Linked DNA regions of Mus musculus: region 1 is linked to region 2. The links are chromatin loops, found by intact Hi-C in ENCODE. Cell type or tissue: heart. All regions are shown on one strand.

Evidence for each region. Peaks named below come from ENCODE experiments on the same cell type or tissue, not always from the same donor. Only the 100,000 strongest peaks of a DNase experiment are listed, where the experiment ranks them.
Region 1: a loop joins it to region 2, with 2.1 times the contacts of the local background. A loop is called at or near these places in 5 of 42 quality-filtered maps.

The regions. Positions count from the first base shown.
Region 1 is chr14:33,694,311-33,696,810 of GRCm38, forward strand. No RefSeq gene overlaps it. Among named protein-coding and RNA genes, the nearest start is that of Gm26228, 51 kb to the left of the region's middle. In heart, a CTCF peak has its summit at 1,275 (motif pointing right); a DNase peak (open chromatin) is centred at 1,281; H3K27me3 peaks cover 1,183 bases.
Region 2 is chr14:33,803,004-33,805,503 of GRCm38, forward strand. No RefSeq gene overlaps it. Among named protein-coding and RNA genes, the nearest start is that of 4930503F20Rik, 7.0 kb to the right of the region's middle. In heart, no CTCF peak of the experiment used is centred here; DNase peaks (open chromatin) are centred at 1,528 and 1,898.

The DNA.
Region 1 (2,500 bases), 110 kb before region 2:
CTAGAAGGTCATGTGGGAAACTTCTGCATGAGGGGAGCTACTTAAATGGGCCATTAGGGCTCTGTATCCCAGGCCCCTTGTTTGGCTGCTACCTCCTCCAATGGAGGAAGGGCCTGCCTGGCTTTACTGTGGAGCATGAACAACAGCTTGCTGGCTGCCCAGTCTCACCCCACAGGACGCATAGCCCTGGTGGCCAGTCACTGCCCTCCAGAGAACCAAAGCTATCCATGTGAATGTAACTCTTTTGAAAGGCTCCCTCTGGAGACCAGGCAAAGGATGTATTCTCTCTGTGTATTTTCTTTCAGACAGAACCCCAAGAACCTGCATGAGATTGGGCTCTGGAAATGGTAGGGGAGGGAAGGAATACTTCTTGATGTGTGAGTATTCTAGGAGGCACCTCAGGGATCCCTGTTTAGTAGGAAAGGGATCAGGGAGCAAGTGAGTGTCCAAAGGCTTGAGGCACAGGCGTGTGTGTGTGTGTGTGTGTGTGTGTGTGTGTGTGTGTGTGTGTGTGTCCAATGGGCTGCCTCTGACGCAGATGCTGCATGGTGTATCTAGGGTTCACTACTACTGGGGTGGGTGGAGTAGTTTGTCTGGGAGAGGAATGTCAGGGAGTTGATGCCATTTCTTACCTCTGATGGCTCCTGGTGACAGAAAATCCTCCCCCTGTTTGCTGTCATCTTGGCTTAGCCAGCTGCTACCCTTCCAAAACAAGTTCATGTTCAGGTATGTCTCTACTATTACAGCCGAGACTTATAGATAAGGTCTTATTTCAAGGAACTATGAGTCTTCCTTTATCAGAGACCCCTGGATTTTGGCCTGTGCAAGCTGTGTGGGTAAGAACTGAGTGCCAGCAGGGTTGGTGGGTGCAGGAGAGAACAGAGGTCAGTACTTGATAAGGACCCTGGCCACATGTCCTGGAAAGAGGAGCAAACACAAGTTGCATAGAGGTAGGGGACATTAGATGTGATAGGACTCTGACAAACTGAACACAAGACATGGAAGTCAGAGGCTCTCCGGACAAGGCGGTTTGCAGCCCTGTGATTACACCACAGGTACTCATGTATCTATGGGCTAACTATGCGACTGATTTGTTAGAAATGCCAACACTTTGAGGGGCTGATCTCCAGGAGACATGTCACTGTGGCATGAGTAATCGGGGGGGGAGGGGGAGAGGAAGTGATGTGTGCACATACACCCCCATCTGATTCTCCCTCTCCATTCAGGTCCTTGCAGCAGAGCCCCGGTGGCGCTGCATTCTCAGCAAGACCAGCAGAGGGCAGTGTGCCTCTGAGAGGGCCGGGATGCCCTTCTACAGCTGGAATTCACATTTGTGCATTTTTTTGAGTGTGGGCCCACCTCTGGCATGGTTTAGAGGGTAATCTAGCCCGGGTCCTAGCTGACAAACCGTCTTCACCTCATCACCTCCTGTTCTAATAATACCACAGGATGTCACACAGTGGGGGGTAAGGGAACAGCCAGGACTCTTGGACCCCCTCAGTTCTGCTTGGCCCTGTGAAAGTCATGCACAGTCCAGAGCTGGATGTGAAAAAAAAGCAAGAAAAAAAGAAGGGGTTCCAGCCCAAGCCCAGGATTCATCATAACAGGAAGGGCACCCCCAGCTCGGTCTCTTCAAGGTCCCATAGAAGTCTGTGGATTTTGGGAGAGAAATAGGAACAAAAATTTATGATGGCCTAAAAGACAAGCACCATAGCCCTCAGAATGCCCAGGATGACACAGGAGCCCACAAGAGCTGCTTCACCTCTGTCCAGGGATGTCGCTCACAGGAGTGAACTTGTGATGTGTGAAGAGAGCTGTTTTAAGGCCAAGATGAGTAGCTGAGGGACCAGACCCTCCCTTCCTTGCAGGTTCAGTGACTAGCCGGCCTTGGGTCTGCACATGCTGGGCCTCAGAGCCAACAGCAGACTCTGAGTGAAAGCAAGCCAACCCAAGGACAGGGGAGTTAGAGAAAGGCAAAGGGGGGGTCTCAGCCAGGGGAGCATCACGCCAGGACGGCTGCAAGGCATGGAGTCATAGCTCCATATTTGCTCAGTAGTTACTGTCCCTGAAGCTTTGTATCTATCTGTGACATAGCCACGGTACACTGGGGGGAAGACAAAAGGTGATCTCTGCACCACAGGTAACCAAGAGGGCTAAATGTAGGCCATCCTCTGCCACAGGGATCAGTGGTACCAGCCACTACTACTCTCTTTGTTTCGGGGCCTTCAGGTGAGGGATTTCTATAACATCTAATTTTAGAGGTAGGCTTTCTGTTTTATAGGTAAAGAACTGAGGCCCACGGGGCTTAAGCTCCTTCCAAGCTCACATAGCTGATTACCCTCCCAGACACCCCGCCCCTGATCATCTGAGGAGTCAGCCCACAGAGAGCTCCCTAGCTCCCTAGGCCATGGGGATGAGATGTGTCCTGATGATGTCCCTGGCTGCCTGAGATGAGACACAGCGTAGCTGTGTGTGAGGCTCTCCTGTGACGGAAGACTAC
Region 2 (2,500 bases):
CTGGACGTACCTCCCCTTAGTCTCTAGGCCATGCCTTGGAATCATGAAAATGAGGGTGGGTCTCTGTGTGCATATGTGTAGACTAGCTGAATTGGCTGTGCACCCGAACCATTCAACCCTGTGAGTCCACGTCTATTTAACAGAATCCATCAGTGGCCAGGCATCAAGAGAAGAGTCAAAGAGCTCTTTAAGCTTTTACCTTTCTTACTCTCTAAGCCCTCCTTCTCTCCCTTCCCCACTCTCTCCATATGGCCATGGCCGGCCTCTCTCTTTCTACCTTCTCTCGTTTCTCCCTGCCTTTCTACAATAAAGCTCTAAAACAAGAAGAAGGAGAAGAAGAAGAAGAAGAAGAAGAAGAAGAAGAAGAAGAAGAAGAAGAAGAAGAAGAAGAGGAGGAGGAGGAGGAGGAGGAGGAGGAGGAGGAGGAGGAGGAGGAGGAAGAGGAAGAGGAAGAGGAAGAGGAAGAGGAAGAGGAAGGAGGAGGAGGAAGAGGAGGAAAAGAAGGAGGAGAAGGAGAAGGGAAGAAGAGGAAGAGGAAGAAGGAGAAGAAGAGGAAGAGGAAGAGGAAGAAGAGGAAGAGGAAGAAGTTGATAGAACTGCCTCCTACCTTGGTTCATGATCCAGTGTAGCCACTGGGCTTTCTGTATCTGGACAAGGGTTCCAGAAAAGTGATTACATAGCACAGGGATTTTCAGAAGAGAGTGTCAGCATTGATTAAAGACAATCTGCTTGCCTTAGTGGGTTGAAGCAGTTGCCATGGATTTGGGGGCTGGTGTCAATCCCAGGAGAAATAACACTCCTTGGGAAGTAAGCAGTAGTCAAATTCTATTGTGAAATTCAAGTATCAGCAAGTATATTTAAGAATACCTCAGCTTATATACCAATCTTGTGAACTGCTACTGCTAAGTTGATATCAAGACATTTATTTGTGGATCTAACATGTTCATTTAGCACCGACTTTGTACCAGAAGTTGAGTTAGCCAGGAGTGACTAAGGATCAGCATACTCTTCCTGTAAGAAATGCCTTGCTGGGCAGAGAGTACGTTAGTCCACTCTCCCTCGATATATCCAATGCACAGAAGCCTGTGTTGCTGGGAAGATGGACTTCCTGGAGGAAGAGGCTTGGGCAGTTTTTCTTTCTTTTTTTTTTCAATTTTTTTTATTTATTACATATTTTCCTCAATTACATTTCCAATGCTATCCCAAAAGTCCCCCATACCCTCCCCCCCCCCACTTCCCTACCCACCCATTCCCATTTTTTTTGGCCCTGGCGTTCCCCTGTACTGGGGCATATACAGTTTGCGTGTCCAATTCAGCAGGAGAAACTGATGTGGTCAGGTTTCAGACATATGTCTTCTTTTTACTTCTCTGTAAGCAGAGAGGCCATCTAGGGCTGGGGCTAAGGACAGATGTTCTAGCAAGAAACTGATGGTCACCCATTGGCCAGTGTCTGACATCTGTAGTAGGGGTGTCTGGGTGTTTGTGTGGCCACCTCAGCATGAGAACTCGCTGTGCTGCACTCTGTGTGTTCCTCCACAGGCAGGAACATTTCCCATGGACTCAGCCAATCTGGAGCTCCTGGTGGAGACATAGCGATCACTCCCTTACCGCCAGCCTGGCTGCCTCTCTGGACTGCCCAGACTGGACTGCTCCCCAGGAGGAACCCAGTCACCAACTCCTGCATTTATCTGTTTTCCATCACCCTGACTTCTCTGTTGACCCCAGATATTAACAAAACACTTTGTAATAGCCAAGTGTCTGTTGCCTGTACAGAAACCTCACCTTCCCAAGAGAGACTGAGATGGTAAAGTGCCCCCAAGGGGGCAGTTCGATTCATCGTGACTGGTTTAGGTCTGGGGTGCTGTCCTGGTGCTGGCAAGCCTCTTGGCTTCCCACTTCCAGAGCCATTTAGTTAAGATCAGTTGAATACTCCCTGGGGCCTCTGCTGGCGAGCGAGATGCTCGCCGGCAGAGGTCTGAGTTATAATGAGGCTCTGTTTGTTTCAAGATCTCATTTTGGTACCCCTTGGGGGAGAATGCTAACAGAATCAGAGAGCATTCTAGATCCTTCCTCCCAGTTTCTTAAGTCACTGTCAATAGGACCTTGGCAAAACCTGATCTCCATCTCCCTCAATTGAGCTGTAGAAACATCAGTAGGCCTCTGCCACCACACATGCCAGCAATCAAGTGAGCTCCCAGGAGACCTCACACTGCTGCCTGCATTGTATCAAGGGGTACTCTTCACACTGCTGCCTGCACATTGTCAGGGGGTGCTCCCCACACCCCTTCCTGCACAGTGTCAAGGGGTGCTCCTCACACCCCTGCCTGCATTGTATCAAGGGATGCTCCCCAAACCCCTGCCTGCACTGTGTCTATCACTGGGGTGCTTATTTGCTTGAAGCCAGGAGCTCAAAACCATCTAGGGTGTTGGAAAGGGAGACACTATAATATCACCTTTACATTATGGAGTTAGCTTATGTCAAGGTGCTGAGAGATTTATA